2 separate regions of the Homo sapiens genome follow, and region 1 is linked to region 2. A link is a loop called in an ENCODE intact Hi-C map of the cell type or tissue named here. Cell type or tissue: tibial artery. All regions are shown on one strand. Links, peaks and the distances in the headings refer to the core of each region. The heading gives the core; the rest is flanking DNA. Region 1 overlaps EPB41 (erythrocyte membrane protein band 4.1). Region 2 overlaps EPB41 (erythrocyte membrane protein band 4.1).

Region 1 (16,026 bases), core at 8,437-10,936, 50 kb before region 2:
CACACACCCCCCCCCCCCCAAGATCTACGCACTAACTGCTTATAACTGCTTAGTTGATCTTCTTCCCTCTAGTCTTTTTCCTTTTGCCATATTCATTCCAGTTTATCTTGCCATACTCATCTTCTTCAAATAGAGCTTCCATCGAGTAGGTAATCTCTCTCCTTAAGAGTTACTGTAGGCCAGGCATGGTGGCTCACTTCTGTAATCTCAGCACTTTGAGAGGCTGAGGCAGGCAGACCATGCGGTCATGAGATCGAGACCATCCTGGCCAACATGGAGAAACCCCGTCTCTACTAAAAATACAAAAATTAGCTGGGCGTGGTGGCACATGCCTGTAATCCCAGCTACTCGGGAGGCTGAGGCAGGAGAATCGCTTGAACCAGGGAATCAGAGGTTGGAGTCAGCCGAGACTGTGCCATTGCACTCCAGCCTGGTGACAGAGCGAGACTCTGTTTCAAAAAAAAAAAAAAAAAGTTACTGTAGTTTATTATTGCTTATCTGATCAAATATCCTTAGCCTAGCTTCCTTTGCCTCACCTAGTATACTTCTCATTATTAAAAGTTTGTCTCTCATATCCTTCTTACGCTGTTCTAACCTTGGCATGATTTATTTGCCCTTTCTTCTCTGGCCTTCCAAGTCTAATTCCCACTTTCTTCATTCTTATCTTAGGGTGCTCTAGCTTTTTGCATTTATTAGACTTGTATGTTTTTTGTACTTGGTAATTAATAGTCAAAATTAGAAGCACAATCTAAAACTTCAGAAGGGACTTCAGAAGTCATTTGGCCTATTTCTTCAGTTAGAGATAAGAAAACTGTGGCCCCAAGATGTGGAGTGACTTGACTAAGTGATGGCAAAGACGGAGCTGGATCTTTGGCTTTCTCTCACTTTGTACAGTGTTTTCACATATGCAGCTGCTTCATGCCCTATCCCCTAACTTGTATCCTAAAAAAAATTGAGATATAATTTACATATAAAATTTACCATTTTCAAATGTACAATTCAGTGGTCTTTTAGTATATTCATCATTACCACTATTTCAGTCCAGAACATTTTCATTACTCCAAGAAACCCCTTACATGTTAGCAGTTACATTTCCCCATCCCCCCAGACTCTGGCAATCACCATTCTTTCTGTTTGTATGGATTTGCTTATTCTGAACATTTCACATAAATGGAATCACATAATATGTGGTCTTTTATGTCTGGCTTCATTCACTTAGCATGTTTCCAAGGTTCATCCATGTGGTAGCATGTATCAGTACTTCATTCCTTTGTATGGCTGAATAATATTCCACTGTAGTATCACACAAAAATATTCTATTGTATATCACATTTTGTTTATCCCTTCATCAGTTGCTGGATATTGTGTTGTTTGTGCTTTTTGGCTATTATAAATAATGCTGGCTATGAACATTCATAAACAAGTTTTTATTTGAATATGTGTTTTTGGTTTTTGTGGATATGTAACTAGGAGTAGAATTGCTGGATCATATGTAATTCTATGTTTAACTTTTTGAGAACTGCCACATGGTTTTTCACAGTGACTGCACCATTTTACATTCCTAAAGGCAGTGCATAAGGGTACCAATGTCTCTGCATCCTTACTAACACTTGTTTTCCTTTGTAAAAAAAAATTATAGCTATCCTAAAGGGTGTGAAATGGTACCTCATAGGGGTTTTGAATTGCATTTCCGTAATGACTAATGATGTTGAACACCTTTTCATGTGCTATTGGCCATTTGTGTATCTTCTCTTGTGAAATGTCTGTTCAAGTACTTTGCTCATTTACATTGTGTTATTTGTCTTTGAATTGTGAGAGTACTTTATGCATTCCATAGACTAAACCTTTATCAGGCATATAATTTGCAAATTTCTCCTGTTGTTTAGGCTGTATTTCCACTTTTCTGACGCATTTTAAAGCACAAAAGTTTTTATTTATTTATTTTTTTTTGAGGCAGAGTCTCGCTCTTGTCGCCCAGGCTGGAGTGCAATGGCGCGATCTAGGCTTACTGCAACCTCTGCCTCACAGGCTCAAGTGATTCTCCTGCCTCATCCTCCCAAGTAGATGGGATGACAGGCATGGGCCACCATGCTCGGCTAATTTTTGTGTTTTTAGTAGAGATGGAGTTTCACCATGTTGGCCAGGCTGGTCTTTAACTCCTGACCTCGTGATCTGCCCGCCTTGGCCTCCCAAAGTCCTGGGATTACAGGCGTGAGCCACCGCGCCTGGCCATAAGTTTTGAATTTTGAAGTCCAATTTATAAAAAAATTTTTGGTTGTTTTTGGTATCATATGTAAGAAATCATTGCCTAAATCAAAATCATGGAAATTTACGTCTTATCTTTTCTTCTAGGAATTTTATGTTAGCTCTTACATTCATATCTTTGATCCATTTCAAATTAAATTTTTTATATGAGGTGAGACAGGGGTCTGTCTGGATTCACTCACTTGCAGGTAGATGTCCAGTTGTCCCAGCATTATATGTTGAAAGGACTTTCCTTTCCTCCATTGAATTGTCTTGGCACCCTTGTTGCAACCAACTGGATATAGATGTATGAGTTTATTTCTGGACTCTCAGTTCCATTCCGTTGATCTACGTGTTTATCCTTATGCTGGTACCACATTGTCTTGATTACTGTAGGTTTGTGGTAAGCTTTGAAATTGGTAAGTGTGAGTCCTCTAACTGTGGTCTTATTTTTCAACATTGTTTTGGCTGTTCTGGCTATCCCTTGTATTTCCATATGAATTTTAGCATCAGTTTTGTCCATTTTTGTGGAAAAGGTAGTTGGGATTTTGATGTCTACTGCACTGAATCTGTAGATTAATTTGGGAATATTGCCATCTTAACAACGTGAAGTCTTCTAATCTATGAACATGGGATTTTTTCCGCTTATTTAGGTCTTCCTTAATTTCTTTCATTGATGGGTTATAGTTTTCAATGCAAATCTTGTATGTACTTTGTTTGTTAAATTTATTCCCAAGTATTTCATTATTTTGCATGCTAAATGGAATTTTTTAAGTTATAATTTTCAGATTATTTATTGCAAATATATAGAAATACAGTTGATTTTTGAATTTTTTTTTTTTTTTGACACAGTATCTGGCTGCGTCATCCAGGCTGGAGTGCAGTAGTGCGATTTTTGCTCACTGCAACCTCTGCTTCCCAGGCTCAAGCAAACCTCCCACCTCAGCCTCCTGAGTAGCTGGGACCATAGGCATATGTCACCACGCCTGGCTAATTTTAAAATTTTTCTGAGAGACTAGGTTTCGCCATGTTGCCCAGGCTGGTCTCAAACTCCTGGGCTCAAGTGCTAGGATTACAGGCATGAGCCACCATAACTGTCCTGATTTTTGAATGTTGATCTTGTATCCTGCAACCTTGGTTAACTTGCTTGTTAGAACTAGTAGTTTTTTTTGTGTGGATTCCTTAGAATTTTCTATTTACAAGATTATGTCATCTGCAAATAGGGATAGTTTTATTTTTTCTTTCCAATCTGGATACTTTTTAAAAATTTCTTTTCTAGGCCTAATTGCCCTGGCTAGAATAGCCAGTGCAATGTTGAATAGAAGTGGTAAGAGTAGACATTCTAGTCTTATTCCTGACATTAGGATAAAAACCTTCAGCCTTGCTCTGTATGTTGTTACAGGATGTATTGATGCTAGCTGTGGATTTTTTTTAGATACTTTTTATCAGGTTGAGGAAATTCCTTTCTATTACTAGTTTGTTAAGTGATTTTTTATCATGAAAGGATGTTGGTATTTTCAAATGCTTTTTTTGTGTCTGTTGAGATGATCATGTGGATTTTGTCTTTTATTCTATTGGTGTGGTGTAGTGCATTGATTGACTTTTGTATGTTAATCCAATCTTGCATCCCTGGGATAAATTTCATTTGGTCATGGTATGTAATTGTTTTTTATAGCCACTGGATTTGGTTTGTTAGTATTTTGTTGAGGGTTTTTGTGTCTATATTTATTTATTTTTTATTTTTATTTATTTATTTTTTTGAGACGGAGTCTCAGCTGCCCAGGCTGGAGTGCAGTGGTGCGATCTTGGCTCACTGCAATGACCTTCTTCCGGGTTCAAGCGATTCTCCTGGCTCAGCCTCCCGAGTAGCTGGGATTACAGGCACTTGACACCACGCCCGGCTAACTTTGTATTTTTAGTAGAGACGGGGTTTCACCATGTTGGCCAGGGTAGTCTAGAACTCCTGACCTCAGGTGATCCGCCCACCTCAGCCCCTCAAAGTGCTGGGATTACAGGCGTGAGCCATCGCACCTGGCCTCAAGTGCTTTTTAAAGATCTTAATATTTTTCTTATGTTTTTGAATCAGAATGCCCTAGTATCAGTTATCTATTGCTACACAATCACCTCAAAACTTAATGATCTAAAATAATAGCTATTTTATTTTCTGTGATTCTGTGAATCAGGATTTTGGACAGGGCTCTGTGAAAATGGCTTATTTCTGATCCATGTGATAGAAACTAGGGCAGCTTATCAATTTCATGTGGCGTAAGTTAACAGTGGGTGGGCTGGAGCTGGAGGATCCAGTATGGCCTTGCTTTGATGTCTGGTGCCTCAACTTGGATGCTTCAGTCATCTGGGGGCTGGCTTGAGAAGGCTGGTCCTCATTCATGACTGTAACACTTGATAGGAGGAGTTGTTGGTAGCCAGCTTTGTAGCCAAACTACCAGAGCTCTTAAACAAATCGTACATCAGGGAGAAAGCTTAAATCTTGATTTTAAATGACTGTTTTGGGCATTACTTTCAGAATAATTATTAGAAGTGCCTTGATTAAACTTAGATAACTAACGTTAAAATATACGAAATCAGATAGTAAAGTGTTTCTTGGGAAATGGTTGAAGTAACCAGTTTTGATATTATGTTTGATAGGTGCAAAAATTAGTATTTCGCCAGGGGCGGTGGCTCACGGCTGTAATCCCAGCACTTTGGGAGGCCGAGGTGGGCGGATCACCTGAGGACGGGAGTTTGAGACCAGCCTGGTCAGCATGGTGAAACCCCATCTCTACTAAAAATACAAAAATTAGCCGGGCGTGGTGGCGGGCGCCTGTAATCCTAGCTACTCTGGAAGCTGAGGCAGGAAAATCACTTGAACCCGGGAGGCGGAGGTTGCAGTGAGTCGAGATCGCGCCATTGCACTCCAGCCTGGGCGACAGAGCGAGACTCTGTGTCAAAAAGAAAAAAAAATTAATATTTCTTGGAAATCAAGTCTGTTGGGGAAACTGTTCTAGACTGGTTGCAATTATATTTAATTTTGAGGTGAGTTATCCTAGTCCTAAGTAGGGAAACAAAAACATCCAGAGTTTGGATGTATGTTGTGTGACCAAAAGAAAATGTTTACAATCGTCTGACATGTTATATGCCAGGAAATATGCATTAGGATATCCATTGTGTTGCTTGATAAGAAAACGAAAGCACTGACATTTACTTTTCTTACTGGGAACTTTTCATGTCTGAAAGTCTTGATCACCTATTTATTACCTTGAGGTATAGGGTATGGAAAGCACATTAAAAAAATCAGTAGATGGTGAATTTGGTTTTCAGAACATATTTCACAGTATTAAACAGAATATCACATTATCATCACATTTAATGTGAAGTTAAATAATGAAGAAGGGCCAGGCTCAGTGGCTTATGCCTGTAATCCCAGCACTTTGGGAGGCTGAAGTGGGTAGATCACTTGAGCTCAGGAGTTCGAGATTAGCCTCCTGAGACCTGTCTCTACCAAAAAAAAAAAACAAAACAAACAAAAAAACTAGGTATGGTAGTGCTTGCCTGTAGTCCCAGCTACTCGGGAGACTAAGATGGGAAGATCGCCTGAGACTGGTAGGTCAAGACTACAATGAGCTGTGATTGCACCACTGCTCTCCAGCCTGGGTGGCAGAGTGAGACCTTGTCTCAAAAAATAAAAAACCAATAATGGGGAAAAATGAGGTATAAGTCCAACGAGGTATAGTTCTAGGCAGGTTTTGTAAGATGAGTATCCTTCGGAAGAAGAAACGTTTACAGTGAATTTTTACTGAGTCATAAGAAATATTTGTCAAATGTTACCTAAGCTGTAGTACTGATTTATTAACAGATAGTTTTTCTGTAAAGAAAATCCACATAAATAAGTGATTTAAAATGCTTTCTCAGGCCGGGCACAGTGGCCCACGCCAGTAATCCCAGCACTTTGGGAGGCCGAGGCGGGCGGATCACCTGAGGTCGGGAGTTCCAGACCAGCCTGACCAACATGGAGAAACCCCGTCTCTACTAAAAATACAAAATTAGCAGGGGGTGGTGGTGCGTGCCTGTAATCCCAGCTACTCGGAAGCTGAGGTGGGAGAATCGCTTGAACACAGGAGGCGGAGGTTGCAGTGAGCTGAGATGGTGCCATTGCACTCCAGCCTGGGCAACAAGAGTGAAGCTCTGTCTCAAAAAAAAAAAAAAAAAAAAAGCAAAAACCTTTCTCCCTGACTTTACAAATTTTAGAAAATTTGTAGAGTTGTAGAAAATTTGAACGATAAAGTATAAAGACCAAAACTAAAAATTACCCGTAATCCTATTAATGCTAATACTATAAATATTTTGATGTTCCTTCTTTCTTTTCATAAATTTTTTATTTGGAAAAGTACAGAGATAACAAAAACCAAAATGTTTTTCCTATTTTCACATAGTCATCACAGCACTTTTGACACCAGATGTGTGGCGTGGTTTTTCCCACACACTAACCAAGCAATTCTCCAAAGGATAGCAGCTGGGTGTCCTATATAATTCACTTCAATTCTGACACTATCTACCTGGAGATAGCATCAGATCCCACAGGTTGAGGGCTCAGTCCCACAAGACTGTCTCTCATATCAGATGCTATTCACAAGACCCAGGTTGTGACCTGTGCTTCTGACCAACTGGCTCCAAATTGGGGTTCCCACAACCCCCTCTTTGGGTTCAATCAGTTTGCTAGAGGGGCTCACAGAACTCAGGGAAACACTTTAATTATGTTTACCCATTTGTTAGAAAGAATATTACAGAGAATACAGATGAAAAGCAAAGTTGAAGAAATGCATAGGGCAAGGTATGGGGGAAAGGACATGGAGCTACCTTGCCCTCTCTGGGCACACCAACCTCCACGATCTTACATGTGTTCAGCAATCCAGAAACTTTCTGAACCAGTCCTTTTGATTTTTCATGGAGGCTTCATTATGTCCTGATTGATTACATCATGGGACATGGGTGATCAGCTCAACCTAAAGCTCCTTTACCCTCCCTGGAGATTGTGTGGTGGTGGTGGCACTGAAAGTTCTAACCCTCTAATCACATGGTTGGTTCCCCTGGCAACCAGCCCCCATCCTAAGGCTATCCTGGAACCCCAGCCATCACTCAATTCATTAGTATTCACAGAGACCCTTAGCACTTTGGAGATTCCAAGGGTTTTAGGAAGTATGTGCCAGGACCAGAGACCAAATATATATTTCTTACTGTATCACAATATCATGTGAGGTAATATGGAGCTTTGTGGATTTCATTCCTCCAGCTCCACCCTCCCCCCAACATTTTGATTCCATTGGGAAATCTTACTGTCATTTTAAATTATAATAGGAATATTAACTCAGTTTATTGGAATAAAAGATATAAGAAAAAGTTCTTCTCCTACTTATATACCAGGAGTGTGGGTTTCAACTCTGGCCAGTGAAACAAGCAAAATATGTTAATTTGGTAAAAAATTTCCATAATAACAGTTCCTTTGATTCTAAGGAAGGAAATAAAGATTTCAAAACTAATCGAGTCAAAAAATTTGTGAAAGATTCGAATAAACATTTCTCAAAAGAAGATATACAGATGACAAACAGGCATATGAAAAGGTGCTCAACATCACTGATCATCAGAGAAATGCAAATCAAAACTACAATGAGGCCGGGCGCTGTGGCTCATGCCTGTAATCCTAGCACTTTGGGAGGCTGAGGTGGGTGGATCACCTTAAGTCAGGAGTTCGAGACCAGCCTAGCCAACATGGTGAAACCCTGTCTCTACTAAAAAATTAAAAAATTAGCCGGGTGTGGTGGCACGCACCTGTAGTCCCAGCTACCTGGGAGACTAGGAGAAATACTTGAACCTGGGAGGCGGAGGCTGCAGTGAGCTGATATCGTGCCACTGCACTCCAGCCTGGATGATAGAGTGAGACTCCGTTTCAGGAAAAAAAAAAACAAAACAAACACACTACAACGAGAAGCTTACATCCAAGACAAAGGCAATAACAAATGCTGGCAAGGATGTGGACAAAAGGGAACCCTTGTACACTGTTGGTGGGAATGCAAATTAGTATAACCATTTTGGAGAAGTTTGGAGGTTCCTCAAAAGACTAAATATTGAGCTGCCATATGATCTAGTGATCCCACTGCTGGATATATACCCAATAGAAAGGAAATTAATATAACAAAGAGGTATCTGCACTCCAATGTTTGTTGCAGCACTGTTTACAATAGCTAAGATTTGGAAGCAGCCTAAGTGTCCATCAACAGATAAATGGATAAAGAAAATCTACATATACACATTGGAGTACTATTCAACCATAAAAAGAATGAGACCCTGTTATTTGCAACAATATGGATGGAACTAACTGGAGTTCATTAAGTGAAATAAGCCAGACACAGGAAAACAAACTCCTCATGTTTTTACTTATTTGTGGGATCTAAAAATCAAAACAATTGAACTCACGGACAGAGAGAGAAGGATGGCTACCAGAGGCTGGGAAAGAGTAGTGTGGAGGCGGGGGCTGGGAGGAGAGGAAGATGAGGATGTTAATTGGTTAAAAAAAATAGGAAGAATGAATAAGACCTACTATCTGATAGCACAATAGGGTGACTATAGTCAATTATAGTTGTACATTTAAAAATAACAGAATGTAATTGGATTGTTTGTAACTCAAAAGATAAAAATGCTTGAGAGGATGGATACCGCATTCTCCATGATGTGCTTCTTTCATTTTGCATGCCATATCAAATCATCTCACATACCCCATAAATATATATGCTTACTGTGTACTCACAATAATTAAACATAAAACTCTCAGATCTGGTTTTTTTTTTTTTTTTTTTTTTTGAGATGTCTTGCTCTGTCACCCAGGCTGGAATGCAGTGGTGCCATCTTGGCTCACTTCAACCTCCGCCTCCTGGGTTCAAGTGATTCTCCTGCCTCAGCCTCCCGAGTAGCTGGGATTACAGGCATGTGCCACCACGCCCGGCTAATTTTTGTATTTAGTAGAGAAGGGGTTTCACCATGTTGGCTGGGCTAGTCTCAGACTCCCTACCTGAAGTGATCCACCTGCCTCAGCCTCCCAAAGTGCTGGGATTACAGGTGTGTAATGTAATGCCTGTAATCCTAGCACTTTGGGAGGCCGAGGTGGGAGGACTGCTTGAGCTCAGGAGTTTGAGACCAGCCTGGGCAATGTAGCAAAACCCAATCTCTACCAAAAATACAAAAAAATTAGCCGAGCATGGTGGTGTGCGCCTGTAGTTCCACCTACTTGGGGGTCTGAGGTGGGAGGATCACTTGAATCTGGGATGCGGAGGTTGCAGTGAGATCGTGCCATGGTACTCCAGCCTGGGTGACAGAGTGAGATCGTGTCTCAAAAAAAGAAAAAAAAAAAAAAAGAACCAGAATATAATCCTGTTTATAAATCTTTAAATTTGGAGGTAATACTTTACCATCTAAAATTGTTCTTACTAATAATGATATAAACTGAATTATGCTATAATTGCCCTTATTCCAGTGAAGTCTCTGTTGTTACTTGTTTAATTATCTGGTGGTGAAAATTACATACAGATAATATGTGTTCCTGAAGAGAAATGCACCTCTGACATAATTCTCCTCCTTTTATTTGGAGGGGTGGGTGTTATATCGATAAAGACGGTGTATATTCTCTTTATTGATGTCCTTGTCACATAAAGGAGTTCAGTTAATGTTTGTTAATAATAACTACTTGGTATCTGTAGTTGAGAGGTTTTAAATAGATAATTTTTAAAATGAGCTATATCACCAACCCCAAATAGTGTTAAATGTAACTTTTATACTGCAACCATAGCATCACCCTAAGGGAAAAAAAGGAGTTTCATAACTCTAAAGGAAGGAAGGTATTGTGGAGCAGTGAATATATTAAGTATAAGTGTTTAATATTCTGTTTTAAAATTTTCTTTAAATTAGGAAATGGGCCAAAGTTAATGGATTGATGTGGATTGTGAGGCTAACGTCAGAATACTGTATATTAGCCACTGAATATTTATTTCTCTTGTGTATTTTGGTGGGATTCCTTACATAGGTTTGGCAACAAAACTAGAAAATAAATTTCCTTTCAGTGATACAAAATTCTGTTGGGCTAGCTGAATTAGATTGACATTAGTCAAGATTTGCCAGAAACATTGTAGTAGTGCTGGTTAATATAGCCTGGTTTTGCAAGGTGGCCTCAGACTGCTGTTATACTTGTGAACTAGCCAGAGTATCCCAACTGTGATAGGAAAGTAGACATTGTATGATGTATGGGAAATTCATCTTTGAAAAAAGTGAGTTTATGCCTTTCAGATCCATACTGTGAATGAATGAATATAAGAGTGAAAACGCTGCTGACAAAGATTTGGATATTTGATAACGTATACAATTTTATTCTTTTACTAAATGTTTATTCCTTTTTACTAAAAAAAAAATACTTTTGTGATTGAGAAGAACCTTAACATTGTCTACTTCAACTTCTTTTTTTTTTTTGAGATGAATTCTCGCTCTTTCGCCCAGCCTGGAGTGCAATGGCGCAATTTCGGCTCACTGCAACCTTCACCTTGCAGTGCTAAAGGGGTTTCACCGTGTTGGCCAGGATGGTCTTGATCTCCTGACCTCGTGATCCACCTGCCTTGGCCTCCCAAAGTGCTGGGATTACAGGCGTGAGCCACTGCACCTGGCCAACTCTTTTTCAAAAAAAGAATCTCCTGCTATAACACCTATCATCAGTTGGATTGGAACTGTGCAAAATGTGGATGTAAACAATTTAGGATTAACTAGACATAATGTGACAATTTTGGATATTTTATATTTTAGATTCCACTTTTTATTTTGGTCTACTGATTTCCAGTAGAAAAAATTTTAGGATTTCTGTAACACGTAAATAATTGCAACTTCAATAACATATGATTACTTGAAATAGCGACTCTATTTTTCATTTCATTGAAGTAGTAACTGCATTTTGTTTCATACCTATACTCCTCCCTGCTTCAATATTTAGCATGTCACTTTGACCAATAAAGATAAAATTATGAAGAAGATAGCTGACTGGTTTAAATATCAAAGGGCTGCCCTAGGGTTCACTGGTCTGGTTCATGCTGTTTGATGTATTAAAGACATTCATAAGGGCAAACAAGGTATTAGCAAATATGTCAGATGTTTTATGTTTTTAATGTGGGATGAAATAAACTCATACACAAGGAGAGAGGGAGAGAAACCTACATTATGACTGAAAGAAAATATCCTGTGCATAGAGCTAAATATGCAGAGCATGGTGGAACCACAAAAAGGGAGATAAGGCAGGGTACCTAATTATTCAGAAACGAGAATGGAATAGCACCAGATATGCAAGGGAAGGCCAAATTAATGGATCAGTGTAACTTTAAACTTGTTGCTTAATTTTGAATCTCTTGGCCGGGCTGGGTGGCTCACGCCTGTAATCCCAGCACTTTAGGAAGCCAAGGCGGGTGGATCACAAGGTCAAGACCATCCTGGCCAACATGGTGAGACCTCAAATCCACTAAAAATACAAAAATTAGCTGGGTGTGGTGGCGCGCGCCTGTAGTCCCAGCTACTCGGAAGGCTGAGGCAGGAGAATCGCTTGATCTCGGGAGGCGGATGTTGCAGTGGGCGGAGATCGCACCACTGCACTCCCGTCTGGCGACGGAGCGAGACTCCGTCTCAGACAAACAAACAAACAAACAAACAAACAAACAAACAAACAAACGGCCTTTTAATCTCTTGAGGGCAAATGGCTTTCTTTTTATTAGATGCAACCAGGGAAGTCTAGTGTTTGGATGCCGTTAAAAATACAGTTATTCAGCGGGGTGTGGTGGCTTACTCTTATAACCCGAGCACTTTAGGAGGCCGAGGTGGGCGGATCACTTGAGGCCAGCAGTTTGAGATCAGTGTGGCCAACATGATGAAACCTGTCTCTATCAAAAATACAAAAATTAGCTGGGTGTGGCGGCACATCCTGTAATCTCAACTACTCGGGAGGCTGAGGCATGAGAATCACTTGAACCCAGGAGTCGGAGGTTGCAGTGAGCTAAGATTGCACTCCAGTCTGGGCAACAGAGTGAGACTGTCTCAACAAACAAACAGCAGTTATTCTAGATATACCGCAGAATAGTTTAGCCACTTTAATGTTTATTATAGGAATTTTATATTAGTTCTTGCTAACCAGCGAAATTCTTTCAGTTATGTTAGTCTACTGACTAGAATGCATTTTGGTTTGCTACAAATTGAAATGGGTGTTTTTTTTTTCATGTTCTTTTTAAACATTCCCCTCATTCTGTATAAAACATACTTGTGGACATTGTCTACTTAAGCCTTTATACTATTTATACTGTAGAAGTTATATCTAATATATCTCAAATCATTTGGGGATTTTGTTTTTTCAAGAAAAGTTTGAAACATACTCAAACAACAGTTCTTAGAAAGCTGCTTAGGATGGTACTGAATTTACTTGTGCTAAGTGGCGAGAATGGATTATTGAAAGTGAAGCAGGCTGGGCGTGGTGACTCACGCCTGTAATCGCAGCACTTTGGGAGGCCGAGGCGGGCGGATCACGAGGTAAGGAGATCGAGACCACGGTGAAACCCCGTCTCTACTAAAAATACAAAAAACAAAAAAATTAGCCAGGCGCGGTGGCGGGCCCTTGTAGTCCCAGCTACTCGGGAGGCTGAGGCAGGAGAATGGCATGAACCCGAGAGGCAGAGCTTGCAGTGAGCCGAGATCGCGCCAGTGCACTCCAGCCTGGGCGACAGGAGACTCCGTATCAAAAAAAAAAAAAAAAAAAGAAAGAAAGAAAGTGAAGCAGCAACTATTGGAGGATAGCAAGAATGGAGTGTCCTTTTTAAGTGATGTAAATCTGTGCTTAGTATCCTTTTACGCTATTTTTATATGCTTGTGTGATATTTGATTCATTAAAAAGAATTTATGAGCCGGACGCTGTGACTTAACGCCTGTAATCCTAGCACTTTGGGAGGCCAAGGCGGGCAGATCACAAGGTCAGGAGTTCAAGACCAGCCTGGCCAATATGGTGAAACCCTGTCTCTACTAAAAATACAAAAATTAGCTGGGCATGGTGGTGCGTGCCTGTAGTCCCAGCTACTCGGGAGGCTAAGGCAGAAGAATCGCTTGAACCCAGAAGGCTGAGGTTGCAGTGAGCCAAGATCACGCCAACTGCACTCCAGCCTGGGTGACGGAGCGAGACTCCATCTCAAAAAAAGAATCTATGAAACATAAAATGTAGTTTAGGAAGTGTAATATTAAAGTAGCACCTATAAACCTACCATCCAACTTAAGAACTAGAACTATACTAGTACTGTTGAATCTACCAGTGCTCTCTTCCCCCATTCATTCTCCTGCCTTCCCTTCAGAGATAACTGCTGCTGAGCATTTTGTATTTCACATTTATTTAAAAAATAATTTTAGGCCAGCCTTGGTGGCTCATACCTGTAATCCCAGCACTTTGGGAGGCCAAGGTGGGAAAACTGCTTGAGCTCAGGAGTTTGGGACCAGCTTGGGCAATATAGTGAGATCACATCTCCACAAAAAATTTTAAAAATTAGCTAGGCATGTGGTGTGCACCTGTAGTTCCAGCTACTTGGGAGGTTAAGGTGGGAGATTGTTGGAGCCTGGATCAAGGTTGCTGTGAGCCATGATGGCATCACTGCACTCCAGTATGAGTGACAGAGTGAGACCCTGTCTCAAAAAAAACTTACCATCTCTGTATTACTATATATAGATATATATTACAACAGATAGATCTTTAAAAATATATTGTTTAGTTTTGCTTGGTTTTGAGCTTTATAAAAATGGTATATTTTGAATTCTGCTATTTCCTTTTTTCCACTCTGTTATTTATTTATTTATTTATTTTTATTTTTTTTTTAGATGGAGTCTCGCTCTGTCACCCAGGCTAGAGTGCAGTGGTGCAATCTCGGATCACCACAATCTCCACCTCCTGGGTTCAAGCGATTCTCCTGCCTCAGCCTCCCGAGTAGCTGGGATTACAGGTGCATGCCACCACACCCAGATAATTTTTGTATTTTTAGTAGAGACGAGGTTCTACCATATTGGCCAGGGTGGTCTCGATCTCCTGACCTTGTGATGTGCCCGCCTCGGCCTCCCAAAGTGCTGGGATTACAGGCGTGAATCACTGTGCCTGGCCCCACTCTGTTATTTTTAAGACATTTATTTATGGTACTGCATATAGCTTCAGTTAATTTACTTTTACTGTGGTATAATATTCCATTGTATGACTATTTCATAATTAATTTATCCATTTTCCTGATAATAGACATTGCAGTGGTACAGTGAACATTCATGTACCTGTCTTCTTGTCTATGCCTGTGATGTCTCCTTGTACATGTGTGTGTTAGTGTGTTGGATGTGTAGGTGTGTGTAAGCATCTCAAAGTTTCTCTAAGGTAGATACTTAGGAGTAGAATTGCTGAGTCATAGAGTACATGTTCAGCCTTACAAGATATGATAGCATTTAATTTAATAATCAGAACAACCTGTAACTATCAACAGTTTAATAAACTGTGGCTTAGAGATGTTATGTATCCAAGAAGCCACATAGATAGCAAGTGGCTGAACAAGTTCAAACCCATGTTTGTTTAACTTTAGGACCAGACTCTAGCAGTAAGTCGTTTTGTCTTTCTATAGTAAGTGTCCACAATCAGGCTTTATATATAGTATAATTGGGATTTATTTTAGTGTGAATGTTTAAGGCATACATCTATTTTGAAGAGTAAAATGTATGTATATGTTAATAAAAAACTGTCTTGGTCCCAGTCTCCTAAATTTATGCTCTGCCAACCTTAACATATGGCTACTGTTCTGAAGGGAGCAGGAGAAAGGCAGAAGGCCAAAGGGCCTCCCCTCTCCCTTCTTGCTTAGAACACAGATGGCTGGCTGGGTAACAGAAGAGCCATCTTGTGACCTTCAGCCTCTTGAGTAGCTTGTTCTTATTAACAAAAATCCCCATATAATTAAGAGCAGATTGTTTCCAACTAAAAGGCCACATTTCCTACCTCTCTTTACAGATAGAGGCAGCCTCCCAAGAGGGAAGAGACATCTTGAACAGGCACCTAGCAGTTTCTGTACTTTTTTTTTTTGAGACGGAGTTTTGCTCTTGTTGCCCAGGCTGGAGTGCAGTGGTGCAGTCTTGGGTCACTGCAACCTCTGCCTCCCAGGTGCAAGCAATTTTTCTGCCTCAGCCTCCCAAGTAGCTGGGATTACAGGCCTGTGCCACTACGCCTGGCTAATTTTGTATTTTTAGTAGAGATGGGGTTTTGTCATGTTGGCCAAGGCTGGTCTTGAATTCTTGACTCAGGTGATCCGCCTGCCTCAGCCTCCCAAAGTGCTGGGATTACAGGCATGAGCCACCGTGCCCAGCCCTCTGTGCTATTATATCAAGGCCAGGTGAAGATATATAACCCTCTTCAATTTACCAAGGATGGTATTATGGCTTTTGGTTTTTAATTATTGAGAAAATATATCTATAAAAGCTGACTTCTGCTGGGTTCAGTGGCATGGGCCTGTAGTCACAGTTAAGAGGCTGAGCAACATAAGACCCCATTAAAAAAAAAACAACCCCAACTCTTACACATTTACCCTGTGTCTTACACACACACACACACACACACACACACACACACAAATGTGATGTGTGTTGGAGGAATTGGAGCAGGAGACTGAAGGGACTACAGTAATGGAGTAGAAGCAAATCAGAAAAGACTTGAAGTGAGAG
Region 2 (16,026 bases), core at 4,230-6,729:
ATTTACTATGTTCTGTAATAGTTAAGATGCAAGCTATAGAATCCGACTAGAGGGTTCAAATCGAAGAAAAGTGACACTTTTCACTTTATCAGTTTCCTCCTCTGTACAATGGGGATAATAATATCCACCTCATTTGGGATTGAAAGGATTAAAAGAGTGAAACCGGTAAAAGCTCTTAAAACATTGCCTGGCATTTAATAAATACTCAATGAATGTTAGCTAGTAAATAAACACAAACAGTAAAGGCAAAGAAACCATTCATATCTTAATAACATTTTATTTTAGGAATACCAAAAGAATTAAATTACATTATCGGCCGGGCGCAGTGGCTCACACCTGTAATCCTAGCACTCTAGGAGGCTGAGGCAGGCGAATCACAAGGTCAGGAGTTTGAGACCATCCTGGCCAACATGGTGAAACCCTGTCTCTACAAAAAATACAAAAAATTAGCTGGGCGTGGTGGCGGGCACCTGTAGTCCCAGCTACTCGGAAGGCGAGGCAGGAAAATTTGCTGAGAGCCGAGATCACGCCACTGCACTCCAGCCTGGGTGACAGTGCGAGATTCCATCTCAAAAAAAAAAAAAAAAAATTACATTATCTTTCAGGAAGCCTGGTACTTTCAAGAGTTTTTCAAATTTCCTTCCTTCCTTCCTTCCTTCCTTCCTTCCTTCCTTCCCTCCCTCCCTCCCTCCCTCCCTTCCTCTCTTCCTCTGCCTCCCTCCTTTCCCCTCCCTCCCTCCTTCCCCCTCTTTATTTATTTTCTTTTTTTCTTTCTTTCTTGACAGGGTCTCTCTCTGTCACCCAGACTAGAATACAGTGGTGTGATCATGGCTCACTACAGCCTCAACCTCCCGGGCTCAAGCTATCCTCCCATCTCAGTCTCCTGAGTAGTTGGGACTACAGGTGCATGCCACATGCCCAGCTAATTTTTAAATTTTTTGGTAGAGACGGTCTTGCTTTGTTGCCTAGGCTGGTCTTGAACTCCTGAACTCGAGCAATCCTTCTGCCTCAGCCTTCCAGAATGCTGGGATTACAGGCATGACCACTGTGCCTGGCCTCAAGGGGTTTTTAACTGCTTTTTTCTCCTTCAGCTTTATATAGGGGAAAATCCATATCTTGTTTTAGTTAACATTTGAATCAGAACTTGTCTGCATTGTCTAAAGTTCATAGATTCGTACTCAAGTTGACACAGATGATGGACAGTTAATTTTAGATTTAACTAAAATCTCATTCATTAAGATTTAATTCCGAATTGAAATAAATTGTCCGTAGGTTATTTGTCTTCATGTGGAGAAAAAGAAACGATATTGTTAGTAAAATTTCAAGGAGATATTATTTAAAAGAACAAACTATTTTAGGCCTTTTGGAAACTAATATTTATAGTCAAAACCTTGTGGATCAGAGTCGTCTGGATAAAGGTTTATTTGCCTAACCATGTTTCTGTATATGTAATAGGATTTTATTTAAATGGTTCTTTTTTATCCAGAATTTTTTAAAAAGCGTGTTTGCTTTATATTATAAATATATAAATATATATTTATATTACATTTAAGTGTATAATATATATAAATATAGGATTGTACCAGTCTTCATCCAGAGTAGCTTGGATTTTTTGGAAGCCTATGTAAATTTTTAATGTTTGTTTATTCATTCAACAAATATTTATTGAAAACCTACCATGTGTGCCAGGCCCTAGGCTGGATATACCTTGGTAAATAAAAACTGCAATATGGTGAAGAGGTTTAAAATCATGGATTTTGGGGCTGAGTGTGGTGGCTCATGCCTGTAAATCCAGCACTCTGGGAGACTGAGGCAGGAGGATCACTAGAGCCCCGGAGTTCGAGACCAACCTGGGCAACATGGAGAAACACCATCTCTACAAAAAAGTAAAAAACTAGCTAGGCATGGTGGCTCTCCTGTAGTCCCAGCTACTTGGGATGTTGAGGTGGGAGGATCACTTGAGTCTGAGAGGTCGAGGCTGCATTGAGCCATGATTATGTCACTGCACTCCAGCCTGGGTGATAGAGTGAGACTCTTGTCTCAAAAAAAAAAAAAAAAAGCAAAAAAAACAAATCGTGGATTCTGAAGCCAGACTGGTATGTGACTTATTAATTGTATGATCCTAGGCAAGTTACTTAATTTCTCTGGCCTGTTTTACAACCCTGCAGGCCAGGTACTATTATCCTCCCTCTATCAAGTGGGGATATAATAATACTACGTGCCTCGCAGGGTAGTTATGAGGATTGAGTTAGTTCACATAAGTAATTTTCTTAGAATAGTGACTGGCCCATTGTAATTGTTGTATAAATGTTTGGTATTATTATTATTATAAAACAGACATGATTTCTACCCTTGTGGACTTTAATAGAGAAGACAAAAAAGTAGCAAATAAAAATAATTATTTATTGTAATAAGTTATAAAGCCACCAGAGTACTGATATGAAAGACAGTAGAGCGGGCATAGATAGATAGGATAGCCAGTGAAGAGACTTCCTGAGGTTGCAGTGAGAGGGTCATGAAAGATCGGAAGGAGTCTTTTAGATTACTTCCAGTATTTAATGCAGGAGTCAAATAATTAATTTCTTTTTCCTAATTGTCAACCATGCATTCTTTTTTTCTTTTAATTGTTTTCCAGCTGTTACACAAGGAAGTAACATATTCTTTTAAAAGAAAATAATTAGTCGGGTTTAGATAAAAATATGTCGGTAGTTTTGTTGTGTTGAAAGTAAAAGTAAAAATGTATGCCGGCCAGGCACGGTTGCTCACGCCTGTAATCCCAACACTTTGGGAGGCCGAGGCGGGCAGATCATGAGGTCAGGAGATCAAAACCATCCTGGCTAACGTGGTGAAACCCCATCTCTACTAAAAGTACAAAAAAATTAGCTGGGCGTGGTGGCGGGCGCCTGTAGTCCCAGCTATTCAGGAGGCCCAGGCAGGAGAATCGCTTGAACCCTGGAGGCGGAGCTTGGAGTAAGCCGAGATCGCGCCACTGCACTCCAGCCTGGGCTACAGAGTGAGACTCCGTCTCAAAAAAAAATGTATACCAAAAATGTTATCCTACTTATCGGTATTATTTGGGGATAATTTAAGATTGCACCAGGAAACTCTTCCTTCATTGACTCTTCTTTGCATTTAACATGATTAATATTGGGTAGAAAGGTGTTAGCTGGTAGTTAAAATTTTTAGCCTACTACATGTTTGCTTAATGATGTGAAATTGGTCCCAAGCATTTCTCTTAGAATTAAAATTAATTTAAAATTTAGAATATGTAACAAGTCACATCTTATTTTGCAGTTTGTAAGGCTACATTGCTAAAATTGAGGAGCATGGGCAGAGACAATAACGTTTTTGTTAAACTTTAATAATACCGTGTAATGGCTTGGTCAGGAAGAATATATAATGCTGAGAGCAATGGATTGGTATCCTCCGGTTTACCTGAGACCTTCATTTATTGATTTGATGGGATTCTACCTGAGAAGTTTTAATAACAAAGTCTTTAGGGCATTTGGGGGATCATACTATTTTTTATAGAAAAATATTTAATATTAATGTCACCTATATTTGTTTTAGTTCATGCTTTTATTGGTAAGATTATTATAGGTAAAAGCATATACAGCATGTTTTGTGAAATGTGTTTATTACTGACTTGGCGATGTCATGGATATGTAGCCTGCTCAGGAAGAACTCAGAGAAGATCCAGATTTTGAAATTAAGGAAGGAGAAGGACTTGAAGAGTGCTCCAAAATAGAAGTAAAAGAAGAAAGCCCTCAATCAAAAGCAGAAACAGAATTAAAAGCTTCCCAAAAACCAATCAGAAAACACAGGAACATGCACTGCAAGGTTTCTTTGTTGGATGACACAGTTTATGAATGTGTTGTGGAGGTGAGTATGTTTTCATTTCCAACAATCAGAACTCTTACAGGTGGTTTCATCTAGAGTTGCGTAAGTGGTGATTTTGCCCACGATAAGACTCACTGTAGTGATTATTTCTTTTTTCTTTTTTTTTTTTTTTTTGAGACAGAGTTTTGCTCTGTCACCCAGGCTGGAGTGCAGTGGCATGATCTTGGCTCACTGTAGCCCCCAACTCCCATGTTCAAGTGATTCTCCTGTCTCAGCCTCCCGAGTAGCTGGGATTACAGCCATGTGCCACCATGCCAGGCTAATTTTTTGTATTTTTAGTAGAGACAGATTTCACCATATTGGTCAGGCTGGTCTTGAAGTCCGGGCCTCAAGTGATCTGCCCACCTCGGCCTCCCAAATTGCTGGGATTACAGGCATGAGCCACTGCGCCCGGCCTTTAATGATTATTTCTGTAGATGGAAGTATTAATGGTGATTTTCTGGAGGTGGGATTATGGGAAGATGATGAGTAAGTCTTTAAGTCCAGTAAATGCCATTTCTTAAAATTTTCTGTTTTCTGAAAGAATAAGTGATTGAATCAGGATTGAAGAAAAATATCAGAGTTATTCAGTTACTCTTTTTGCTCCTTCAGGACAAGTTGACAATTTTTTTTTTGTTTGTTTGTTTTTTGAGACAGAGTCTCTCTCTGTCGTCCAGGCTGGAGTGCAGTGGTACAATCTCGGCTCACTGCAAGCTCTGCCTCCTGGGTTCACGCCATTCTCCTGCCTCAGCCTCCAGAGTAGCTGGGACTACAGGCACCCGCCACCACGCCTGGCTAGTTTTTTGTGTTTTAAGTAGAGACGGGGTTTCACCGTGTTAGCCAGGCTGGTCTCGATCTCCTGACCTCGTGATCTGCCCGCCTCGGCCTCCCAAAGTGCTGGGTTTACAGGCTTGAGCCACCGCGCCCGGCCAGAGCAAGTTGAAATTTTAAAAAAATCTACTAACTATATATTTTTCAAACTGGAACAGTAGTTGTTTATTATGATATGCTTGATATATAAGCAATTGCAATTGTTACTAGTAACAGCTTTTATTGACAAAGTGTGTAATTCACATATATGTGGAACAAACTATTTTATTTATTTATTTATTTATTTATTTATTTATTTATTTATTTGAGACAGGGTCTTGCTCTGTTGCCCAGGTTGAAGTGCAGTGGCGCAGTGACAGCTCACTGCAGCCTCAACCTCCTGGGCTCAGGTGATCCTCCCACCTCAGCCTCCTGAGTAGCTGGGACTACAGGCACATACCATCACACCTGGCTAATTTTTTATATTTTTTGTAGAGACAGGTTCTCACCATGTTGCCCAGGTTACTCTTGAGCTCCCCGGCTCAAGCGATCTGCCTGCCTCAGCCTCCCAAAGTACTAAGATTATAGGCATGAGTCACCGCACCCAGCCTTATTTCTTAATCACATTATTTATTTGCAAATGTAAATATGTTCAATCACAAATCATCTAAAATATTATGCTATATTTACTAATAGGTATTCTCTAAGTTTAAAAAGGAAATCAAGAAAGATGTAATTGTACTTTGAAACAGGTACTATACACCTAACTAGAGCCTTAGGGTCTGCTTTTTCTGCTTCTTGCACTAACTAATTTAGAGATGGGGAAAGCTATTTTACACCTATTCTTCCCATTCAGACCAAGATCCAGATATGGATCTCTTATATATGAAGCCCTTGGGGACAGATGTGTCATAGAATTCAGAATATTTTGAGGCCGGGCACGGTGGCTCATGCCTGTAATCCCAGCACTTTGGGAGGCCGAGGCAGGTGGATCACGAGGTCAAGAAATCGAGACCATACTGACCAACATGGTGAAACCCCGTCTCTACTAAAAATACAAAAATTAGCTGGGTGTGGTGGCACGCACCTGTAGTCCCAGCTGCTTGGGAGGCTGAGGCAGGAGAATCGCTTGAACCCAGGAGGTAGAGGTTGCAGTGAGCTGAGATCACACCACTGCACTCCAGCCTGGCGACAGAGTGAGACTCCGTCTCAAAACAAAACAAAATAAAAACTAGAATTCAGAATATTTTGGAGTTTAGCAAGGGAATAAGTACATATTCTGCATATTTTATAATAAACCCAGCAGTGTCTGTAGCAGCACCCACATGATCAGACATAGTATTTCTATGGTAAAAGATATGAAGATTCATTCTGAGGTGGATAAATTAAGATTATAAATAGTCTCTTTACAGTTCAAGTCAAAATTTGCCATTTGGATTTTAGAATTATGAATAAGGGATTAGGGAAAATACATGAAGCATTTTCAAATCATCTTCTGTCATTTAGAATGAAAACATGGGAGAAAAAAAGAAAATTATTTGATATGGATGAGTTAAGACTGACAATGAATGAACATTTATGTGAATTATTAATAGTCATTAAAAATAACTCATCTCATTGAGAGGAGGACATGTCATATATGTTTGCCCAAAAAATGATTCTAATTTTTTGAAGTATTTTCATATATATTTCTCAGAAGACATTCACATATTTGATTATTGTTAAACAATTCCAATAAAGAGGTAGGATGAGTGTAAATATTCTTATCATTTCACAGCTGAGCAAACTAATGTTCAGAAAAGTTAATTGAATCTACTCAGCTTGTTTAGCTAGTAAATGGAGGAGCCAGGACTTTCTGACTAAATCTCAGTCTTTAAGTTAGGGTATTTTCTTCCTATAAATAGGAGTAAAAGAACCCAAATTTGGGAATGGTTTGACTTTCTAGGTTAAGAAACATTAAGAAAATTATTCCTAGCACCACTGAAGGAGCCACTTCAACAGGTAGTGTCTGTTGGCTATCTAGAATTTTACTTTATTCATTTTTCTGAAAGAGATTGTAGGGAGTTGAGGCATACCTCATTTTCTTTGGGACATTTGGTCTGAAAATGATAGAGTCTAATGATTTCCACAGCCACAATTAAATGTCACTCTGGACAGTTGATTCAGTAATTTAAGTAGTCACGGTAACTGACAGTTGCTCATAGCATGCTACAGGATATATTGCACCAAAAATGAAGAATGTGATGTGTAGGATGGAGATGGGGAATATGAGATGGAAGGAAGGTAGAATTTTGCTTTGAATTGTAACACAATTTCTAAACTAGTATATGTGTATTACATATGTAAACTGACAAATTGAAGAACAGGAATTTTATAAATCATATTTTCTGCTTAAACTATGTAGCCACCTGAAAGTTTGTTGATCACCAAAGATGAAAGAAGAAATCGGAAAGTGACATTTTATTTTATTTCATGATGGGTGTAGAAATAAGAAGAAACCTCAGGCCAGGTGCAGTGGCTCATACCTGTAATCCCAGCACGTTGGAAGGCTGAGGCGGGGGAATCACTTGAGGCGGGGGAATCACTTGAGCCCGGGAGTTCAAAACCAGCCCGGGCAACATAATGAGACTCTCTCTACAAAAAATTTTAAAAATTAGTCAGGCATGGTGGTGCACATCTGTAGTCCTAGCTACTCTGGAGGCTGAGGTGGGAAGATCACTTGAGCCCAGGAGGTTGAGGCTGCAGTGAGCTATGATCAGGCCACTGTACTCCAGCCTGGGCAACAGAGTGAATCCCCATCTCTTTTGGGGAAAAAATAAAAGAAGAAGAAACCTCAACTCAACTAAGTCACGTATATCTTTGCAGAAACATGCTAAGGGACAAGATTTGCTTAAACGAGTATGTGAGCATCTCAATCTTTTGGAAGAAGACTATTTTGGTCTAGCCATTTGGGATAACGCAACCTCTAAGGTGAGGAGACTGCTTGCAATTTAAGAAGCTGACAAAAAATTTATTTTAATTCTTTTGTTGTTAAGAATGTATCTATACCTGCTTCTCTAAGCCAGTGTTCTTAGAGTTATTCCTGTCTACTCTTATTTCTTAGATTTTCCTGCTATTTTTCTTCTAGAATTAACATTTTAAAGGAAAGACCATTGCTGGTGTATTCTTTCATCATTGAAATAAAGTATATATTGTATGTTTTTACAAGGCAAGGAAAATAAAGAGGTATGATGCACTGATTAGCAAGTACTGTAGATGTCAATAACTTAATATATTATGCAATTGGTATTGTATCTAATGCATAGGTTTATAACAAATATTTGTTGAATGGATGATCTGTTATTAATATTATAATGACATATCATAATTAAATATAATTATGATATATAATTATAATTTGAAAGCAACATTATGAAACAGAATAAAATCCCAATATTATTGAAACGGTCATAACGATGAATCTGACATTTCCTCCAACCTAAAAGGAAACCATTGTTAACTTTTGAAGGAGGTAAAAGAATGGACTTGGAGGAGGGAAGAAAGGTTAAAAGTCAGGTATTTACCTCAGAACACTTTAATTATTTCCTGGGCCAATTAATTGAAAATTGCAAATATTTAACATAAATATAATGATGAAAGCTTTAGTCCAGTTTAACAAGTATTTGCAGGTGCTGTACTAGATGATATGGATGCAGCTGTGAATAAGGTAGACATGGTCCCTGCCCTCTGGAACTTCCAGTTTATTATGAAGATAACATTAATTACTGGTTTGATGAGCGCTATACAAAAGGAAATACAGGTTGTCAGGGAAGAGTATGGCCCGGGAAGTCTCCTCTGGGGAGGTGATGCCTTAGCTGAGAGAGACCTGAAGGATAAAATGAGCAAGTGAGGTGGAGAGAGAATGGCTTGTGTAAGACCTGGAGTTGAGAGACTGACAGTTCAGGAACTGAAAGCCATCTAGCCTGGCTGAACATAGGATATGAGGAATAGAGTAACAGATGAATCTGGACAGGTATACGTCCAGGTTGCGGGGTGGGTGTAAAGTGGGGAATCGTGGAGAGAGTCTTGTAGACACTGAATTTAAGCCATTTAAGTTCATCCTTTCTCCAAGATGATTTCAGTTTATTAAGAAAAGTTGAAGGGCAGCAGCCTTCAACATCTGCAAATTGTAGATTAGGTTGTGTGAGTTAGATAATGCAAACTAGAAGACATGGAATTATCCTTTTCCTAAACAAAATCTATTTCTAGACTATACCTAGTAGTTTACAAAAATTTGTTCCTTCTATGAATGACTACTAACTCAAACAGAACTATGTTTGAGCACTAGGTTAATATTATTCTTTAAAGACTTAACCTTTACTTTGTCTCCCTTAGGGCTCAAACTAGCTTGTACTAGTAAATATAGCTAATATTTGAGTACTGTACATTTCAATATCACGAAGAGAGTAAATCTCAAATGTTCTCATCACAAGGTCAAATATTTGAGGTGATGGATAGTTTGATTCATTTGATTTGATCATTTCACATTGTATTAAAAAATCATAACATCACTTTCTGCCCCATAAATATATACAACTATAATTTTTCAATGAATAATTTGAAAAAGTCTAGCCTTAATTGAAACTACTATTTCCCATTAGTAAGGGAACATTGAAGTTAATTTAAAAACAAAACAATGCCCTCAAAACTACAGTGAAAAACTTTCTACAACTGTGAGCTAGAAAATTCTCCCATGAATTGGCGGGGTGTGGTGGCTCACGCCTGTAATCCCAGCACTTTGGGAGGCTGAGGCGGGCGGATCACGAGGTCAGGAGATCAAGACCATCCTGGCTAACACGGTGAAACTCTGTCTCTACTAAAAATACAAAAAATTAGCCAGGCATGGTGGCGGGCGCCTGTAGTACCAGCTACTTGGGAGGCTGAGGCAGGAGAATGGCGTGAGCCCAGGAGGGGGCGCTTGCAGTGAGCCGAGATTGTGCTACTGCGCTCCAGCCTGGGCAACAGAGTGAGACTCCATCTCAAAAAAAAGAAAAAAGAAAATTCTCCCATGAATCAAGGGAAATACTCTGAAAAGTGTTTTATGTAAGCTCAGTGAGATAATTTTGATTCCCAGAAATTGAATAGTTACATTGTGGGGAAAAAAAAACCCAGATTGATTTGAGAATAATTAAGAATCCTTTAATTTGGCATGTAAAGTCACCAAGTACCTACGTGTTTAATATGGCTGGAAATATTTTTTTCTGTGATCTAAGCATACTTATACATTTCTAGAAGCTGGCTCATCTAAAGCCATTCAGCAGAAGAAATAATTTCTGCTTACAGTTGAGCTTCTAGGGCCCACGTTGGGACAAAAATTTTCAGTTACACTGAAAACTTTTCACCATTGTTGGGATTTATATTCTGTCCTGTCACCAAGTTTATTTTCTTTATAGTGGTTTTCACTTTTTTTTTTGAGACAGAGTCTCACTCTGTTGCCTATGCTAGAGTGCAGTGGTGCGATCTTGGCTCACTGCAGTCTCTGCTTTCCGGGCTCAATCGATCCTCCCACCTCAGTCTTCTAAGTAGCTGGGACCACAGGCACGCACCACCATGCTTGGCCAATTTTTAAACTTTTATATTTTGTAGAGACAGGGCCTCACTATGTTGCTCAAGCTGGTCTTGAACTCCTGGGCTCAAGCAATCCTCCTGCCTCAGCCTCCCAAAGTGCTAAATTACAGGCATGACCCACTATGCCTTGCCACTATTGTAATTAGTTTTTGTTTGTTTGAGATGGAGCTTCACTCTTGTCACCCAGTATGGAGTGCAATGGTGTGATCTCTGCTCACTGCAATCTCCACCTCCTGGGCTCAAGCAATTCTCCTGCCTCAGCCTCCCAAGTAGCTGGGATTACAGGCATGCATCACCATGCCTGTCTAATTTTTTGTATTTTTAGTAGAGATGGGGTTTCACCATATTGGCCAGGCTGGTCTCGAACTCCTGACCTCAGGCGATTCACCCGCCTTGGCCTCCCAAAGTGCTGGGATTACAGGCGTGAGTCACTGCACCCAACCGTAATTAGTTTTTAATGAGCAAATGTTAAATTGCTTTATTTATGTTCACCTATATATTTATGTGTAAAGTGTTGTTAAAAGTGCTTAATATAAAAGCTTAATAACAAAGTACAAACCTGGCTGTGTAAGAAAAGGGCATTATTTCCCTGTAAGTATTTTTGGAAAAGAAAAATTGGTACCTCTGAATCATAATCTGGCTTCAACTTCCCTGATAGTTTATAAGAGCCCCTACTGGGGAAGTCAGTGGGCAAGTGAATCCTGGGAAAAATTGGCCTTATCATAGTCAGGGCATCGACAGGTCTGTATGGACCAGGTTCTTATAGGACATCCAGCGGGAACATTGTCAAAGGGAATGGGCTACTCTATATTTTATGCTTCTAAGTTTATCATGGTAAACCTCCAGCTCAGAAGTAAGTCAAAACAGAGTGTTGTTTTTTTTTTTTAATTTTTATTTTTAATTAAAACGAGAGTCCTTAGCTGATCTAAGAAGCAGAGCATGGAAGGGAAAGTAGGAACTTCATTAGCACATGGCCCAGGTAAATCTTGTACAAAAATGAATCTGGGGAAGATTCATCTTAGGATTGTCAAGTTAAAGGGTCAGTACAGTAGCAAAAACACCTTAGTGATGGCAGGCCTTCCTTAATATGCTGTCTCTTGGCTGGGTGTGGTGGCTCATGCCTGTAATCCCAGCACTTTGGGAGGCTGAACTGGGTGGATCACCTGAGTTCGTAACCAGCCTGGCCAACATTGTGAAACCACATCTCTACTGAAAATACAAAAATTAGCCAGGCATGGTGGCACATGCCTGTAATCCCAGCTATGCGGGAGGCTGAGGCATGAGAATCGCTTGAACCCAGGAGGCAGAGGTCGCAGGGAGCCGAGGTCACGCCATTGCACTCCAGCTTGGGAAACAGAGCGAGATCCCGTCTCAAAAAAAAATCATGCTGTCTCTTAAGTCACAGTTGTCTAGTCTGGATGGGTATCACAGTCTGTTTTATATACAGCTGTCCCTGGTATCTCCCATCACTATCATCCTGGGGATGTGCTTTGCCTCTTTCCTGTGATGTTTCTCCTGTTTCCTTTTTCCTTGGTTTTCTTTGTGTTTTGATAGAGTGCTACTCCTCAGAAATGGTACATGGGATGTAATCGTTTTTGAGACATTACATGTCTGAAAAGATGGCTTTATTCTGCCTTCTCATTTGATTTTGAATTTTGTTGGGTATAGGATTTTAGGCTTGAAATTATTTGCCTTCAGAATTTTGAAGGCATTGCTTCATTGTCTTCTAGTTTCCAGTGTTGCTCTTGAAAAGGCCAGAGCCATTTTGATTTTTGATCTTTTGTATGACTTTTGTTCGTCTCCCTCCTCCTTTACACAATCAAGCGAGTATGATCTTTTCTTTTTTCTTGTCCTTACGAAGTTGAGAGTTTACAATTATATATCTTGGTGTGGGTTGATTTTCATCTATTGTTCTGGGCCCACGTCTATTTTTTACCAGACTGATTTCCTAAAGAATGTTAATTTAGCATATTGCCTGGGCTGAATGTGGTAGGCATTCAACAAATGTTTATTGAAAGAGTGAGACATATTGTTACACTTGAGAGACTAGCTTTGCCACATACTAGTTGCAAGTTAGATAAGTTACTTGTCCTTCTGTTTTCTCATTGGTAAAATGGGAATGATAATGAGATAATCTGTATGAAAGCATGTAGAATCATGCTTGACATGTAGTAAGCATTCAATAAAAATAAGGTGTTATCATTATTATTATGATAGTATTATTGGCTGGGCATGGTAGCTCATACCTGTAATTCCAGCACTTTGGGATGTAGAAGCAAGTGGATCACTTGAGCCCAGGAGTTTTGAGACTAGTGAAACCCTGTCTCTACCAAAAATGAAAAAATAGTAACTGAGTGTGGTGGCACATACCTCTAGTCCCAGCTACTCGGTAGGTTGAGGTGGGAGGATAACCTGAGCCTGGGAAGGTGAGGCTGCAGTGAGCCATGAGTACACCACTGCACTTGCCTGGGTGACAGGGATAAGACCCTACCTCAAAAAAAAAAAAAAGATAGTATTATTGTTTTAAAATGAAATTACCAATTAATCAAGGCCTTGGCTTTAAAAGAAAAGATTTATGTGTCATAATCTAGAGATGCATTCTGGAGCATCCTTCGGGTTGAATATTCTACCTGTTCTTAGGTAGGATGTACAAAAGAACAGTGTATCTTTTACTTAAAATTGATTGTATTTGGCAAGACTATATGGCTTTATTTTAGCTATTGGAAAAAGATAAAATCACAACAAATTTAGTTAAAGATCTAATTGGCTTTTATTTGTGATTCATGTATTAGGCAGCCTTCATTCTACAAAATAGAATGAGGGCTCCCAATAAGCAATGGCAGAACAGTGGGTTTTGTAAGGTAGGAATAAGGAAACCAAGTAATAGGAAAAAGCTGATTAGTTTACATCAAGTTACTTTTCTTCTAAATGCTAAAGCAGAGAGGACTTTCTTGTTAAACTGACTCAGGTAGACTGGAATCTCCTGTTTTCAGGAAAAACTGGTCTGTTTAGCATCTACCCACTTCCTTTAGGTTTCAGTTTGATTATGTGGTATTTAGTATGAGTGACTCCATTTTTGTTTGGCCTGATCTGTTGGAGCCAGTGAAGAAGCTTAGACCAAAACAATGGCCTTCCATAATTTTTGTTTAACACTATCAGTCCATGTATATGTACTGTCAATAAGCCAAATTTCTAGATAAGACCTTCTCTAGAAGTACACAGATATTTGTGAAATGATTGAATCAGTAAAGTTCATAGTAAATCATGGTCATCTAAGTTTTCCGCCATTCTGAAAATACAGAAGGTAATAGAGCTATACAGGCTCTGGGGGCTCATCCCCCCATTTTATAGATGAGGAAACTGAAGCACAGCGTGACAGAGTGAGTAAAGGCAGAGTGACATCCTCTAGTTGCACAGTCAGTTTACTCCTGTAGCTCCTTGCCTGCTGCCCCTTCCTAAGTTATTTTCTTCTTTAGCTTTTTACTCCTTTCCTTGATTTTTACATTTCATCTGTAGTTTTTTTGTTTCCTCTACAGAATTAGTTTATGTTGTAGAAAAAAAATGTGAGCCATAATACAATGAGAGACAACTGTTTTCTGTTCTTTCCATTCTCTGGTGTCTTCTTTTTGTATATGTAAAGATTTGTCCTTTGTATATGTAACTTCTGTCATTAAGAGCTTTGTGCTTTGTTTGTAGACAATTGAGTACATTTAGCAGGGAGGAAAGTTTTCCCTCATATGGAGTGGCTTGCTTGTTCCCTTTTCCTACTGACTGCGTGATAATGGGCCTATTGCTAGGGTCTGGCAAGACAAGTGGAAAAGCGGTAAGAAGCAAACTTCTTTTTCTTTCAGGCTGGAGTGCAGTGGTGCCATCTTAGTTCACTGCAACCTCCACCTCCCAGGTTCCAGCGATTCTCACGCCTCAGCCTCCTAAGTAGCTGGGATTACAGGCGCCCACCACCACAGCCAGCTAATTTTTGTATTTTTAGTATAGACAGAGTTTCACCATGTTGGTCAGGCTGGTCTTGAACTCCTGGCCTCAGGTGATCCAACTGCCTTGCCTCGCAAAGTGCTGGAATTACAGGCATGAGCCACTGCGCCCAGCCCAGAAGCAAACTTCTATAGTTCTGTGAGAGATTTGTTGCCACTATGAATCAAAATTGTCAGTTAAATAGTTGCTTCCTATATTTTATTCCTGCTTATAATTATTTATTAATGGATCAAGGATTTTTTCCTTGGGAGAGAAGTCACTTACATTAATTCCATCTCCCTCCAAATTTCATCTCTAAGCAGAAAACTTGTGCTCTTCTGGTAAATAATGAGAATTTTAAATTAGGACTACATGCAATTCAATGGTATATAGTCATTGTCTTTTTCCATCCATTTTCTGTGTGGATGAATTTTCTTACCTTTAGAGTCAGATAATCAGTCTGAAAAGATCATCAGTCAAACAGAAGTCTTTTGCTCACCTTCACAGGCAAAGAGCAAACACCAATGGAGTGACTATTAAATAAAGAGTATGAGTAATTTAGTTTATAGTCATCTGAAAGGATTGATTCTCATTGATTCATGACTGGCCTTGAAGGCAAGTGGCAGTCATGGTTGTATCTTTATTGTCTGGCAAATTAGAAAGACGAAGGGGAATTTTGTAAATATACTTGCAGAGTAGGGAGGCTGCATTTGTTATCTTGTCTTTTGCTACAGAGATTTGGGTCAACACCTCTAATGAATTTAAATGTGGTTTTTTGGGGTTTTGTTTCTTATTTTTTGTGTTTTAACTTAGTACTTAAAGAATGAGACCTAGAATTACCTGTGCTCTAGAGTTTCTATAACATAACTTGGAGCAGTGATTTGAAGTCAACATCCTAACAGCAGCATAAATAAGGTTATTCCTTGAGTTAAGACAGATAGACTTCTGGAGCTGTACAAAAGTCTTTTACCTCAAAAGACAAGGATTTGTATAAATCTCTTATGTGTATGCGTGGGGGTTTTAGGACCTCCATATAAGGGTAGCTGATGACTAACTCGGGGAATGGAGTTCTTTTTTTTAAAACATTATGACCTAAGGTTGTAAATGCTGCCGAAGATATGAAAGGTGTTAGTCTGTTCTTGCACTGCTATAAAGAAATATCTATAAAGAAAGGAGGTTTAATTGGCTCATGGTTCTGCAGGCTGTATAAGAAGCATGGTGGCATCAGCTTCTGGGGAGGCCTCAGGAAACTTAGAATCATGGCAGAAGACTATGGGGAAGCTGGCACATCTTACATGGCCAGAGCAGGAGGAAGAGGGGGTGGGATGCTATGTACTTTGAAACAACCAGATCTTGTGAGAACTCTTATCATGAGAACAACACCAAAGGGGGAAATCTACCCCCATGATCCAGTCATCTCCCACCAAGCCCCACCTCCAACACTAGGGATTACAATTTGACATGAGATTTGGGTGGGGATACACATCCAAACAATGTCTGCTCCTATTCATTTTACCTCTTTAAATGCCATTTCTGTAGTTGAAACTTTATTAATCTATCCTGGTTTACTTCAGTAGCGTCATTCATCTATTCTTTGTTCATTCATTCATAAACATTTATTATTCAAATAGTATCTGCCTTGTGCTGGGCAGAGCTATAAAAGACAGTCTCTTTCCTCATGGAGCTCCCAGACTGACTAGGCAATAGCAGTAAGATGGACACCCACATGGATGGGGAGTCAGAAGGGGTTTTCTGGAGAAG

The links. Peaks named below come from ENCODE experiments on the same cell type or tissue, not always from the same donor. Only the 100,000 strongest peaks of a DNase experiment are listed, where the experiment ranks them.
Region 1: a loop joins it to region 2, with 2.2 times the contacts of the local background. A loop is called at or near these places in 2 of 110 quality-filtered maps.

Annotation. Positions count from the first base shown.
Region 1 is chr1:28,935,462-28,951,487 of GRCh38, forward strand. All of the region lies in intron 1 of EPB41 (erythrocyte membrane protein band 4.1), which reads left to right. LOC124903886 (a long non-coding RNA gene) reads right to left here and starts at 7,185. Exons shown (of 3, transcript XR_007065563.1): 1 at 7,099-7,185. In tibial artery, for the core only: no CTCF peak of the experiment used is centred there; no DNase peak of the experiment used is centred there.
Region 2 is chr1:28,989,661-29,005,686 of GRCh38, forward strand. It overlaps EPB41 (erythrocyte membrane protein band 4.1), which reads left to right. Exons shown (of 21, transcript NM_001376013.1): 3 at 3,670-3,882; 4 at 7,555-7,659. Among named protein-coding and RNA genes, the nearest start is that of EPB41, 83 kb to the left of the region's middle. RefSeq lists a silencer at 13,897-14,191. In tibial artery, for the core only: no CTCF peak of the experiment used is centred there; no DNase peak of the experiment used is centred there.